Linked DNA regions of Homo sapiens: region 2 is linked to region 1. A link is a loop called in an ENCODE intact Hi-C map of the cell type or tissue named here. Cell type or tissue: endothelial cell of umbilical vein. All regions are shown on one strand. Links, peaks and the distances in the headings refer to the core of each region. The heading gives the core; the rest is flanking DNA.

Evidence for each region. A loop is a pair of places that touch in the nucleus more often than their neighbours do. Peaks named below come from ENCODE experiments on the same cell type or tissue, not always from the same donor. Only the 100,000 strongest peaks of a DNase experiment are listed, where the experiment ranks them.
Region 2: a loop joins it to region 1, with 3 times the contacts of the local background. A loop is called at or near these places in 3 of 110 quality-filtered maps.

The regions. Positions count from the first base shown.
Region 1 is chr7:114,862,230-114,870,046 of GRCh38, forward strand. No RefSeq gene overlaps it. Among named protein-coding and RNA genes, the nearest start is that of MDFIC, 56 kb to the right of the region's middle. RefSeq lists a silencer at 3,446-3,585. In endothelial cell of umbilical vein, for the core only: a CTCF peak has its summit at 3,510 (motif pointing right); a DNase peak (open chromatin) is centred at 3,542.
Region 2 is chr7:115,084,569-115,092,385 of GRCh38, forward strand. The region is part of intron 1 of LINC01393 (long intergenic non-protein coding RNA 1393); the gene reads left to right. Among named protein-coding and RNA genes, the nearest start is that of LINC01393, 9.5 kb to the left of the region's middle. In endothelial cell of umbilical vein, for the core only: no CTCF peak of the experiment used is centred there; a DNase peak (open chromatin) is centred at 3,053; H3K27ac peaks cover 1,025 bases.

The DNA.
Region 1 (7,817 bases), core at 1,578-6,577:
TTCTCACATTGTACAGATGAGACCCAGAGAGATTGAAACATACACCCAAGTGACAGCCAGTAAGTGCAGGAAACAGTTTTTGACCCTCAGTGTGTCTAAGTCTAAAATCATATTCTTAATCACTACATTAAATATGTGTTTAAAGACAGTGTATATTTCAAATTTCTTAATGGTTTGTATTGCCTTCTGCTTCAATAAGATTGCATCAATAAGGTTTTATTGTAGATTATGTGCTTTAAAACACCCAAATGTCTGATGCTAAAGTAACAGAGTGGTTTAAAGTGATTTTATCTAACAACCTTTTGCCTCTGTCTTATCCAAGATATTGGTTGCCTGTGTGGAAAAGCACAATACTAGCACGATTTTTCCACTTCGAACATGAAGCCCTTCCTCTAAATACCAGAAACAAAAATAACAGCAGTGGGTGAACATTTTTCAAAAAAAACATTTATTTCCTATCCAGATATAGAAAAACATGAGACAGCTTATGACATTGAGACAACAATAGAAATGATTAGAAATAAAGACACAATAAGAAATAGAAGCTACAGGCAAAAATCAAGCACCATATTTAGTACTAAAAGCTAAAATAAGAGGGAAGTCTGTGGAGTTATAACATTTTTATTCTCAAAAAAATAAAACATCCATTCTTTAGACATCTAACGGGACCAAGATGTTCTGATTTGAAGAACTAATCACGATGATTCAATTGGCTTTTTTCTTATATTGATTAAAGGAGAAGGGCATCATGTTAAATCTTAAAGAGAGAAAAGAAGACTAACATTTGGTGAATACCTATTTGTGCATAACATTACATGAGGCATTTTTACATTGCTTAAGCACATCTTCCCCCCAAAATCTCTAAATGGATACCTCTACTGTAGCAATACTGAAAGTGTGCTGATGCCCCTCTTCCCCCTGCTAGACTGTAAACTCCTTGAATAGAGAGATGTCTTATTCATCCTTTCTTAAAATCTATGTATCTGTCAAATGGAATGTGATCTTTCCTATCATTTCTAAAGTAGCCATATTCCCACAAAATCACTGCTCATTCTGTTTTATTGTCTTCGTAGTTTCCATTACTTATCTGAGTTTATAGTGAATGACTTCTTTATTGCCTTTTTGTTTTCTGAATATTTTACTAACATACAAGCTATCAGGACATGGAATTTGGCAGCCTTGTTCAAAGATTTAACCTTATCCCTTAAGACCTTATCCCTTAAGTGTTAGTGTATGGTCAAAATTCATATTGGCCAATAAATGAATAAAACTTTGTACAGCTAACTGCAGCACAAAATATGATTCCTAACAGGTACTCTAAATTTGTTTGCTGAACCAGCCTGAATTTCTAAAATTCCCTTACTGGTGAGGAAACTGGGCTCGAGGAGATTAATTTTTTCAAGGTTACACATTTAACATTTGGAGAGGCTGGAATATGACCTCAGGTCTATACATACCCTATGCTCAACCAACACTGCCTCAGGGAAATGCAAGAATAGTGTGCAGCCATGTTGATTTCCGGTGATGCATCTCATTAGAGAGATAAATCTTAGACAATCTAGAGAGATGAATGGATAGTTAATTTCACATAAGCTTTGGCAATTGAAATCAATTCATGGGTGATTTCTTTGTCTTATTAAATTAAAAGAGATCCATAAGCTTTACCAATCAGATAAGGGTGATGCAGAATTATTACTCTGTTGTAAAAGGTGAAGAACTTAAAATGTACTTTCCTTTAAAAGGCCAGCCCACTTCTAGATGGAAGAGGGCAAAGAGGGTACCTTTCGGAAGGATCAAATTTTTCCTTAAAGGGAACTTTAAATCTACTCCAGCCCTTGAAAAAAAATACTTGTTACAACATGTGTCATTGCTTTATTAAATAACATGAAAAAGGCATTTAGTCTTGAAAAAATGTTAATGGCGTATATTAGTAATGGAAGTGAGTTGGCCAGAAATAAGTTTATATATGTCCTATGAAATGTTTAGTTTTCTGAAAAATGCTTTATCATGGTAGCTGATCAAGATGAGTGAGATACAAAATGCAGCCAAAGTAGCTGAATGAATTGGCCTGTTGAATTAGGTTTTTAGTATTGTTTACCTGAATAATAATGTTTACCAAATATAGATGGAAATAATTTTTACTAAGCTGCTACTTCTGACAATAATTAATAGCTACTGTCAGCTGCTTCTGAAAGTCTGCTCCTAGTTAAACATAATAAAAAACATACGTAGCAGAGAATGACTCATGATTTGCCCATGTAGTAGAAATAACATATGCCACAGAGTCCATCACACCCAGCTTCAAATTTTGATTATGCCACTTAATAGAGGAGAGAGACTGAGGATGTTACCCCTCTCATCTTAGTAAAGTTGTTTTGAAAGTGATATGGAGTAATATATGTGAAGTACTTTCCCAATCCAGTGCTTGCCCAAAGCAGTTGGAACTCAGTAAATCTTCTACAACCTAGATACACACTCTAAAATTGTGTCTTACATTTGACCGAAGCACTAGGAGAGAATTCAGATCTTCATTGTATCTGTTCAAGAAAATAAAATGCACTCTAATTCGTAACTAACTGCAATGTTTCCTAAATTCCTTCTTTTTTCCTCCAACATTTTTATGCCTTCACAGCTTCTCTGATGCCTCTCGCTTAGTGAGAGGATAAATAAGCCTCTCACTTATTTATCCCTTAAATAACAATTACAACTCATTTTTTTCTAAACCCAGTTTACATCATTAATGAATTAATTTTATTTATGGTTGGTGTCTACAGAATGCTAGAAGCAACTAGATAGTTACATACAGAGAATTTCATTATAATTCATTCACGCAAAATAAAAGTAAATTAGGGCATTCAGTCTTCAATCTAAAGCTGGGATGGCTCTAAGGTTAGGGGAATTCTATTTGAAGATTGGAGAATCAGCTTGTACAAAACTGCTAGACTGGAACACCCCTCCAACCTGCCCAATGCTTCCCAGTGTCTTGGCCCTGAGCTCCATCATTCAAACTTGGTTTTGGTGTATGACTAAGGTAGGCACAGAAAGAATTGGAGAGATTTCTTTAGGTTACAAAAATGTCCAGCATTGCTTAATAAATCTTGACTACAATTTGTTTCTTCAACTTTTATATAGAACAAGACTTGTTCTTTAAGCTGTGTTCTAAGCCTGCCAATGAAAGGCTTATAGTGAACACAGACATGGAGTACTTTTACCTCTTTATTGATTTGCAGCTATAAATGCCCATTTCTATCCACTTTGCTATACACTTGGTTCTAAATGAAGTCTTCCAAGGAAATCAAGTCACAATCACTTTAGGTTGGAAATCCTTCTAATAGACTTTCACTTAAGCCCATGCTTTCTCAACATTCAGGGCCTAACATGATTTCAACATGTGGATTCCATGAACTACCCAGAAATTTAAGTCTCTGCTCCTATTCCAGGCACAATATTGCCTAAAATTCTTTGGTTTCTGGCAGAGCGAAGCCACTGTGAGTGGTTCCAAAGCTTGCTTAATTGCAAGCCACAAGAGGGCAGCCATGTCCCAGGGCTTCCATTTCTGTGGCTGTATGGGGCAGCATCCCTAAACCAATTTGAGTAGCTCCAACACTGACATCTCTCTATCCAAACTAGATGTCCATAGAGGTTGAGGTTAAAATTAGTTTTGATTTTACAACTTTACAACTGAATTTTGAAAATTATACATAACATTACATAAATCTGGTTTTCTTCCCCCAAATTCCAACATCAGTGTTGAGATTTATGTGTCTCTCTAAGTTGAAGTTGTATTCTCAGAACCATAACTTTCATGTTTGGACAATAGGCACCTATTTCCCACAAAATCCTAATAGTGACATGAGAATTTATCTGGATCAAATCTAGAAAGTTACCCTTTAATCTGAGGTGTGGTTAAGCATATTACCAAAGAGTTACAAATCTATAAAGAACCCCCAAAATGTAAAAGCTGGGACCCAACAAGACATCGCCTTTAAAAGTGTTGTATTCAAGTGGCCAACTAACAAATGAAAAAATGCTCAACATCACTAATAATCAGGGAAATGCAAATTAAAGATGAGATCATCTTACACCAGTCAGAATGGCTATTATTAGAAAGTTAAAAAGCAACAGATGTTGGCGTGAATGTGGAGAAAGGGGAACACTTACACACTGCTGGTGGGAAGGTAAATTAGTTCAACCTCTATGGAAAACAGTATGGAAAGTTTTCAAACGGCTAACATAGAACCAGCAATCCCACTACTGGGTATCTATACAAAGGAAAAGGTATCATTATATAAAAAAGACACCTGCATGTATACGTTCATCGCAGCCCTACTCACAATAGCAAAGTCATGGAACCAACCTAAGTGTCCATCAGCAGTTAAACCAGATAAAGAAAATTTGGTGTATATCCACTGTGGAATACTATGCAGCCATTAAAAGAATGAAATCATGTCCTTTGCAGCAACATGGATAGAGCTGGAGGCCATTTTTCTTTTTTTGAGATGTAGTCTGGCTCTGTTGCCCAGGCTGGAGTGATTGGCGTGATCTCAGCTCACTGCAACCTCCGCCTCCTGGGTTCAAGCAATCCTAGTAGCCAGGATTACAGGTGCCTGCCACCATGCCTGGCTAATTTTTGTGGCTTTTAGTAGAGATGGGGTTTCTTCATGTTGGCCAGGCTGGTCTCAAACTCCTGATCTCAGGTGATCTGCCCATCTTGGCCTCCGAAAGTGCTGGGATTACAGGCGTGAGCCACCACGCCGGGCCTAGAGGCCATTATTTTAAGTGACCTAACTCAGAAACAGAAAATAAAATACTGTATATTCTCACTTACAGGTGGGAGCTACACAATGGGTGCACATGAACATAAAGATGGAACTCACAGACGCTGGGGACTCCAAACTAACTAACTCCTATGGCCATTTAAGTTTGAAGTTTCTTGTCTTAAACTATTCAACTCCCAAGTTGATCATTATTTTATTCTTCCTGCAGTTTCCCTATACTTCCACTTCTCTCAGTATCTTTAGCTAAAGGCCAGGAATTTGTCATTACTTTCGCATAAAAGAGAGCTCTGTTTCTCCTCAGCCTATGATCGATTCAAAGCATGCCTCTTTTCCTGCTCCCCCTCCATACAATGTCATCGGTCTCATTACACACACACACACACACACGCATGCACACTCACAGTCATGCACACACACATGCATTACACACACGCACTGGGCAGCTCTGCTGCATTTTCATGGTGCCCTCCTTCTTCTCTTTTGTCATCTATCCTTTGTTTCCTTCCTTTTCCTTGGGTTAGTCAGTGGTTTCTCTAGCTTTGTTTTCTTCATTGATTTTTTTGCAAAATAGATGGGAGCTCGAAGGTTTACTATGAAAGGCTAGGTTATAAATCAGTGATTTCCAAACCCAAGTCATTATTAGACTTCCAGTGAAATGTTAAAGAATACATATTGGCAGGTCTGCTCGCATAGAGTAGTAGGTCTTGTATGAAGTCAAGATACCTGTGATTTTGGAAAAAAAAAAAGACATCATACATAATTCAGATAGCTACACCCTGTGACTTTTAGCCTTAAATCCTCAGTATTTAGGACTAGCAGCTGTTAATATGTATATTGATTATCTATATTAATTAATTGATATTGTAGCCAACAGACTAATAATTGGAGATGCTTACCCCATATGGTTGTACAAAGCTGCTAGACTGACATAGGGTTGTACAAATCCCTATGTGGTTGAGCAGAAAGCTAAACATTCCTTAAGGAAGCATTTCCTTATTACAAAAGATTTTGGGGAAATCTGAATTCATCAGAAATAAACAAATTTGGCTGGGTGTGGTGGCTCATGCCTGGGATCCCAGCACTTTGGTAGGCTGAGGTGGGTGGTCAGCCTCCTGACCTTAGCCTCACCTGAGGTCAGGAGTTTGAGACTAGCCTGACCAACATGGTAAAACCCTGTCTCTATTAAAAATACAAAAATTGGCTGGGCATTGTGGCATGCACCTGTAATATCAGCTACTCAGAAGGCTGAGGCAGGCGAATCAATTAAACCTGGGAGGTGGAGGTTGCAGTGAGCTGAGATTGTGTCACTGTACTCCAGCCTGCCTGAGTGACAGAGCGAGACTCCATCTAAAAAAAAAATAAAAAAAAAATAAAAAATAAATAAATAAATTTATTTAAGGTAGGACTTAGATCTTTTAATTGCTATTTTGCTATTGTGAAAAATGAATCTCTAAGACATATACACAACATCAAGTTTAGTTGCCTGTGCATCTGTCCATGTTAAGTTACTTCTTATTTATTTATTTTTAGGAAACAACTTGTTGCAATAGTGTTACATAGAATGTAGTTTGGAGAAATGACTGGCTCAGATGCTGACAGAGGGGTGTAGTGCTACATGTCTGCATGGGAATATTTGGACCAAATCTTTCCAACTCTGGCTGCATGCTATAATTAGCTGGGGAACTCTTGTAACTCACTGGACACTAATTTAATCAAAACCTCTAGGGGTAAGAGCAGATATTATAATTTTAAAAAAAGCTAACCCAGATGATTCCAAAAAAGCTAACCCAGATGAGATTGAGAGTCATTGTTTCAAGACTACAAGGAAAATGTTAAATGTATTCTAAATTATTGGCTATCAATAATAGCTAACATTTATTGTTATTTTCATGCTAAGCATCTTCCTCATATATTCTCTAACTAAATCCTTATGGTTATTTTATGGAGAAGGTACTGTTATTATTCCCTACCTTAGTCTGTTTGTGTTGCTATAACCAAATACCTAAGACTGGGTAATGTGTAATAATAGATATTTATTTCTAATGGTTCTGGAGGCTGGAAAGTCCAAGATCAAACTGCCAGTAGATTTGGCATCTCTTTCATAGATGGTGCCTTGTTGCTGTGTCCTTACCTGGAAGCAGTAATGTAAGGACAAAAGAGACACTAGTGTTGCGTTCAGTCTCTTTTATGAGGGTACTAATCCCATTTTTGAGGGCTCTGCCCTCATGACTTCGTCACCCCCTAAAGCCCCACCTCTTAACACTATCACATTGGTGATCAATTTCAACATAAATATTGGAGGGACATATGCATTTAAACTGCAGCATTCCCATTTATAGATGATAAAACTAGGGCATTAGAGAGAAAAAATACGTCATTGAAGGACATACTTTTATGTTAGGGGGTTCATATCTAGGCACATTAATGCCAGGACTTGAGCATTTAACCATTATACTACCCTGTTTTCCTGAACTCTTCATTTTGACAGATGTTCTACATGCTTAAAAGTGACATATTATCTACATTTACTATTGTAAAATGCTAGTAAGAAATTTAACTCTAGTGTTAAGTTCTACCCATAAAATAAAATGCTTTAATACTTTGACCAACGTTAAGATATTTTTGTATTTTTTAATCTACTCAATCAGAGACTTCTGTTAATAGTTTTACACATAGAACATAACTAAAGTTATCTCTACCCCCCTCTCTCATTTTTCAAAGTGAAATAGGGAATTGATTTAGGCCAAATCTTCCTGCCAGTAAAAAGACATGAATGTTGATTCAGGTAGTCAGATAACTCACCCTTCTTTGTCTTGGGTGGTAAAAATGTCATTGAATTCAAAATCAAACCTCTTTAATCTAATTATCATTTTCTTATTATAGCAAAACCTTATTTGAATGAACCCCAAATAATGGAACTTATAAATTATTATGGAAACCATTCTATTTCTCCCTCATTGAGAAGCAAGGGAAGAGCAAGCAATTTGAAATCTGAGGCCTTCAAAAGGTACATCACTATTGTTCCATCCTCTGAAATTC
Region 2 (7,817 bases), core at 989-5,988, 220 kb after region 1:
CACCTGGACACAGGAAGGGGGACATCACACACCGGGGCCTGTTGTGGGGTGGGGGGTGGGGGAGGGATAGCATTAGGAGATATACCTAATGTAAATGACGAGTTAATGGGTGCAGCACACCAACATGGCACATGTATACATATGTAACAAACCTGCACATTGTGCACATGTACCCTAGAACTTAAAGTATAATAATAAAAATTAAATAAATAAATAAATAAAAAATAAAGAACTTCGTATTCTTCAACTAGACCAGTGTTTGGTTCTGGAAACTTGGTGAAGCAGTGATGGGTATGACAATGTCCTGTTAGAAACAAGATGAGCATGACATATTCTCACTCCCATGAGAACTTGGCTGAGTAACTGTTGGTTATCTGTAGACTGGCTAGCCCAAAGACCAAAAGTAGCACAGATGACCCCATTTGACAGAAAGGCCAAATTTTATCTTCATTGTCTTTTGTCAAAGGTAAGAATAGAGACTCCTCACACTACGTGGTTCGATACACTTTCTTCAATAAAATAATGAGCCTGGGTAAATTAACTATCTACTCATTCTTAGTGTTTATAAATTACAACATAACTAAACTCTGACTTCATCCAGGAGTGAGTAGATAACTTTAAACTTAAACTGAATATTTTATTTTAGAATGTAAAGTTTTCTCAAGATATGTGTCTAGTCTAGGTTAATAGCCCCACCATCTGCTCAGTCACTCTAGACAGAAACTTTCTCTTTGATATTTACCCTTCCTCTCTCTCCCACTTTAATCCTTGGTTTAAATTCTTTAAAATCTCTTCACAACCTAGAAGAGAGATTCTCAACCTGGGGTTTACCTATTTTAGAGTTAGTTGATCACTGTTTAAAAAACAAACAAACAAACAAACAATGAAATTTCCATGGTCCTATGTATTCATCAGGGTTCTTCAGAGAAACAGACCCAACTGGATATATACAGGCATGAAGGGATTTATTATGGGAATTGACTCACATGATTATGGAGGCTGAGAAGCCCCACCGTATGCTGTCTGCAAGCTGAAGAACCGGAAAAACCAGAGGTTAATTCAGTCTGAATCTAAAAGCCTGGGAGAATCAGGGCAGCCAAAAGTACAGCTCTCAGTCTAAGGCCAAGGGCCTGAGAGCCTGGGGCCACTGGTGCAAGCCCCAGAGTCTGAAGGCCTGAGAACCTGGAGTTCTGATGTCTGAGGGCAGGAGAAGATGCACATCCCACCTTTGAACAGAGAGAGAATTCGTCTTTCCTCTGCCTTTTTGTTTCATGAGGGCCCTCAACAGATGGAATGATGGTCACTCATACTGGTGAAAGCTGATCTTTCTTACTTTGGTCCACTGACATAAGTGCTAATCTCTTCAAGAAACATCGTCAAAGACATCTCAAGAAATAATTCTTTTCCAGCTATTTGGGTATTCCTTAACCCAGTCAAGTGGGCACTTGAAATTAATCCTCAAACCCCACTGTCTAAGCACACTGAATCAGAATTTCTGGAGTGATGGATCAGGAATCTAAGGGTCACTTCTTACTCTTCCATCTCGTCTTCCTCCCCTCTTCTAACCCTATCCCTCTTCACATCCTAGGTTCCAGTCTTGGAAGCCTTAGTTCTCTGCTTATAATATCTATCAGCTTTTCTCTTTGTCATGTTCTTGATGAACTCCTGCTCATCATTCAAACTTAGCAAAAATATTGTTGAGAGATTATTATACACTCACTCCTCACATTTCCATAGTAAAGAAAGGGAGCATCCTCTGCACCTACCAGGAGGAGGCAATATTGATTAAGAACATTTTTAATCCCTCCTGTTCCATAAGGAAAATAGATCGACACACGGCCATGAACAAGACTGTCCTAGCCTTTATGGAAATGTTTAGTTTAGTTTAGGATCTATTTGTCTGGTGTATGCATGGTTTCTGCTACTCTTTATGGCTTCGCACACACAAAAATCATGTCTGGGTCAGGATCAAGGGCCTGCCTTTGCAAAGCAAATCTAGAAGGCTGTCTTTCTATATCCCAGTTCTCTGAGTTCCATGAGGGCAAGCATGGAAAAGCATGTGTCACAGACCAGGTTGGTATCACTTTGCAAATCCTATTTTACCTATTGGGTGGAAGCCAAGGTCAAATATTGGGAAAGTGGAGTAGGAAGGCTAATTTTGGCCACAGTTCTAAGCCATGATACAAACTTTATTTAGCAAATTGGTTATTAATTTGATCTCTTTCTGACTTCCTCCACTCATGGAGTGTGTTACTTACCATTTAATAATAATGCTATAAATGAATGACTGGTATTGGATGAATTTACTGGATGAATAAATAAATGACAGGTGTTGATCGCTTCCAATATTTCAGGGTAGCTTGAGAGAAAACACTTAGAGGGAGCTTTTCTGATTTTCCAGCTGAATTTTCTAAAAATCATAAGCAATCCATTAATAATACTAATCTGATAGAATTGAATAAAGAAATCATTTTCTCATGCTCCCTGTTTCCTTTCCTCTTAGCATGGACCCAGCAAGCAGTTTCTTCCATAATCAAAGGACCTTAGCTACTTGATAAACTGTCTCCAGCTAGCTTGCTTTACTAGAGCTTACCAGATGCTGGGTTTGCCGATTTCTTTAAATGCTACAGTTACATATATATCAATAACTTTCCTATAGTTCCAAATAAATCACCCACATTTATCACAAAACAATTACTTTCAGTAAGAACTTGGGACTGCCAAATAGAAACAAATTTTTAAAAACCTCAGTACATCAAAAATAAAGCAGACAAATCTATTTTATGATAACATAGGAATAGCACTTATTTATCCTTGACAATAGAGAATTTAAAGCAGAACCATTATGCAGCTTTGCTGTTCCCTTTTATAAACGATAAACATTCAACAAGACTTTATGGTCTTTACTGTGTTTTGAGCATGATTGCAGACTTTCAGCTAAAAGATAATCAGAACCTAAATTTGAAGTTGAGCTGTAAACCATGATACCATTGGAACATTTCCTCTGACCCACTCCAGATAACATTCCAACATCGTGAATCACCTTGGCAGTGTTTTGACTGTTGCCTTTCTCAATTGCATTCCCAGCAGAAAATGCTTTTATTTGACCAATTCAATCTTTTCAACTTTCACTTACCAACAATAGCTGATTGCTGTTGTCAAAAAAACCATGTCATAATAACAATGCACTAAACTCTTAACCTGCATGTTAGCTGCATATGAAGAGCTGTTGGAATTGAAGCAATCCTGCTGTGGATATAAGGGTTGGAAACATCATCTTGTTAGCTCTCCTTTCTCTTTCAGAAATTAATATTATCTGTTACATTTTTAGCTGAGGCATCATCTTGGGAGGGGGTTAGCTGCAAAAGTAGTAATCTACATTTTCACCAATATTTAACTATTGGTAGAGAATTTTAGACTTCACAGATTAAGAGTCTTTGTGAAATGATGAAACAAACTTTTATGTGCTTTTGAAGACACATGGAACGTAATTTCTATTCTTAGCAACAGTATTAATTATTATGATAGGAATTGCATTTTAGTACCTAATTTTCTGGGCACTGTCTTGGGTGCATTATCTAATCTGATTCTCATAACAACTCTGTCAAATAGGAATTATTATTTACAGATGATAAAATAATTCTGTGGAAAAAAAATTCTCCTTTTCATACAGCCAATAAGTGTAAAGATTACAGATTAAAAGATTAAATACTGTGTTTGAATTACTACCCTTTGCCTGAACACTTTCCATAGCTATTTTTTCCTCTAAACATTTCTGGCATCAGGACTTAGATCACTCTTCCCTGTACTGAAATGCAGTAAGACTTCCAGGATTTGGAGCGAGAAAAACCTCAAGGACTAGTGTATGAATGACCAAAAAGAATACTTTAGGAAAAATGGTTAGTTACTTCTGGATTTACTGAGCTTGGCATGAGATACCCTCTCCTAGTGCTAGTTACTCTCAAGATGCATCCCAATTTTCCATTTGGAAAACATAGCTTCCATAATAATAGCCCTAGCATACTCAATGAATTTGTTGAACAGAAGTGCATCCATTTTTAGCAGAGGTACTTCAGCAGATATTTTGGGGTATGTTTTGTGGGGGCTATTTGTAGTTCCATACGTTATGCTGTGTAGGTGGCTATCAATTCTGCTGCTTGGTAATCTTGGCCCCAAAGTTATACTGTTTCTAAGAAAAACAAACAAACAAACAAACAAACAAACAAAAAACCTTGGACCTTCTGGAGAGTACAAAGAGCAGTATTCTGGTTCCGGTTCCCCAGAAGTGGGAGAAACCAAGTAAGAAAAGAACCCTGCTGAAAGGACTGGTGCATAATCAGGTAAAAGTCTTTGACAGCAGGGACTTACACTTACACATGAGGATACAAGATAGGAATCCACTTACAGGAACCAGAGCCCCAAATCAGATTGGAATAGCAAAGGGTTGAGCTTCTGAGTTATAGGATTAGGCTTCTTAAATTCTAGATTTGTGACGAGATTGGTTCCAGAGTTGTTGGATGAACAGGTAGGAGGAGTTAAGTAATCAAAGCCAACAGTTAGAAGAGTCAGGCCAGCAAGCAGATAGCTGAGCAGAAAAGCACGAGTGTGTTTACATTTTCTGATTCTTTGATACTGTGGGAAATAGGTCATTTCCAACTGTAGATTTAGGAAACAGTATCCCCTCTCCACTCGTTTCTCCCCTTCCCAAGCTTTTTACCTTTACATATAAATATGTTGTTATTATTCAAGAAGTGGGCCAAATTTAGCTCTTTTGATGAGTGTGTTTTTATACTTTGTTTCTCTTTGAACTATAAAAAAGGAAAAGAACAAAAGAAGGTGTTTAAGGATTTATTTCTGTATGTGTGTGCTGGTATGTCACCCAGAAATGGAATCGATTTATTGTGTTATCTAAAATTGGCTTTAAAAATAAAGCTTCTTTGTATTTTCATAAATTAAGATTGTAAGCTAGGTGTTCTGAAATGTCCCTTCTTCATAGTCATCTTTATGTCATCATATTATAACAGTGGTTCTCAATCTTAGTTGCACACTAGAAACTCTTAGAGATTCTAGTGGAAAAATCCCAATCCCAGGCCACACCCCAAGCCAATTATAATGAAATTACTGGGGATGGGACTCAGACAACAGTATTTTTTAAAACTCCCCAGGTGATTTCCAAATAAAGCCAAGGGTGAGTGAAATGCTTTACACAATCATCATCATTTTCCAACAACAGCAACACATAATTTTATTTGATGTTTAATTTTGGAAGGTAGATGACACACCAGGAAAATTTCTTAAAATGAATATCTGCTTCGTTGCTCCTTGCAGTCTAGAATTTTAGCATTCACTTCTTCCTTTATTCAATAATAAACATATTCGGTAAATATTGATCAAAGGCTAGATGCTGTGCAGAATGCTAAAGATACAGAGGTAAACAAACTAGAAATAACTCTGACCTCACAGAATTTCAGTGTAGCAGAATAGAAAAAAAACAGAGGGTGTCATCAGCTAGTTTTCAACATTTGTGATCCAAGATGCATATTTTAAAATTTCCAAGCTATATTTCTGATATTGTTTAAAAACCACCCACCATCACCAACAACCAAAAAGTCTCCTTCTGTCTAATACATTAAATATATTCGTACCTCCTGATGAAATTCTTCAGAAAAGAAGGGAAGGTATAATATACCATATTCAATGTAGCAACAATCATGGACAAAAAATGAATGAAACCCCAAATCCTTTGTTAGCTGACTGTATACAGTTCTATATCCTTCAACATATTATCAGTGGACATTTAGAGATGATAAAATAGTTATTTCAGCTAAAAAATATACTAGATTGATTGTAAAACAGAGATGCACAGAACATAGCTGAATTAGCAAGTATGTTAAAAGAACTTATAGTAAACATAAAGTTTTTTTTATTTAGAATTATAATAAAATCATTCTTTTTTTTTTTTTTTTTTTTTTTTTTGAGACAGAGTCTCACCCTGTCACCCAGGCTGGAGTGCAGTGGCGTGATCTCGGCTCACTGCAATCTCCGCCTCCCAGGTTCAAGCAATTCTCCTGCCTCAGCCTCCCGAGTAGCTGGGATTACAAGTGCATGCCGATACGCCCAGCTAATTTTTTGTTTCTTTAGTAGAGACGGGGTTTCACCATGTTGGCCAGGCTGGTCTTGAACTCCTGACTTCCTGATCCACCCACCTCGGCTTCCCAAAATGCTGGGATTACAGGCGTGAGCCACTGCATCCGGCCTCTGGCTGAATTTTTAAAGAAGTTTTATTATGTTTCCTGGTCAAATATCATTAGCATATAATAAAGGTATCATGTGGCATACATCTATGTCAAAATTACTGTGGGCTTTGGGGTTCCCTCACTGGGACTAATACATAGTTGAGCTAATTAGTCTTCTATTGTTCTTTTAACAGCAAGGCCAATGAGATATTCTTACTTAGAATGGTAACATAAGAATTTTTTCTCCAGTGGTAATATTTCATAGGAGGTAGTTTTTGAACATGATATTTTAAATCGAGGTATCTTTTAATATAGTTAATTTGTAGGTAATTATAGGGCTATCTATATACATGACATACTATGAATGCTAGAACATTAATGAAAAATTATAACAAATTTCTAGTCCCTTCCTTGAGCATTATCATGCTAAAAAAAACTATAACAATTTTGATGGTTATGGCTGATGCCCTTTTGACTGTTACAATTTTAAAAATAACGTTAGTCAGCTGGAAAGCATATGTTAAAAAGGAATAGCTCAAGTGAAACAAATTCTTTTTGCTTTTGTCTCCAAGTGAACTGCACTGTGAACGGACACAAAATGTGTACGCATTGCCTGAGAGAATTGCAGTATGAGATAAGGTGTATCTGTCGAGTAACTGAAAACCTTTTTCTACTAGCAGAAATATTAAAAAATTGGAAAAACCTGTTAGTTTTTTTTAAATAAAAGTGAAACAAGTCATTTGGTTGTTTTTTTTTTTTAAAGTTTCTTTGTAGGAATATACATTTTTCATGTCAGTTGTCCTGAGGCTGGAAGGTAAATATGGTATGTGAAATGAAGTGCAACTAAAGCACTTTTTGAAGAAAAATTCAAATTTGAGAAATGAAGTTATCGTTTTTATCTTATTTGAGAAATGAAGTTACTGTTTTTATCTTATCTATCAAAATTCTTAATTACAGAATGAGAGGGTTTATGGCTTCCCTCTAGCATTACTTTTCAATGAAGCTGTTTACACTGCTTTTCAATGAAGCTATTCTAACATTATTTAGTAACCCCTCTTCCACGTTCTCCCCTTAGCTCAAAAGATTCTACTCTGTATTTTATAGATATATATGTGTGTATATACATAAGTATAAATATTAGACAAGAGCATATTAGACACACACACATATATATACATATATACATATATACACATATATATATATGAACTCCGCCTCCTGGGTTCAATGTGTATATATATACACACATATATATAAACACACACATATATTTTATATATATATACATATATATATATGAGTAGAGACAGTTCACTGATTTCGATTTGTTAAGAAATGTTTTCATGCAATTGAGACATCAAAATATCTGTATATAATGCCAGCTTTCACTAAAGGTCACATTGTACAGTCAAATTCTGAGAGGAAATGCACAGAATAACTTCATATATTCTCTGGTTCACACAGTGGAATTTTGCTAGCTAGATTTTATATTCCTTAGGTATAAACATCTTTGATAAAAATTGTTTTTGTTTTTAGTAAAAAATGGTGTTGTCCAGGAACTTAGGGCATGTTACTTAATTT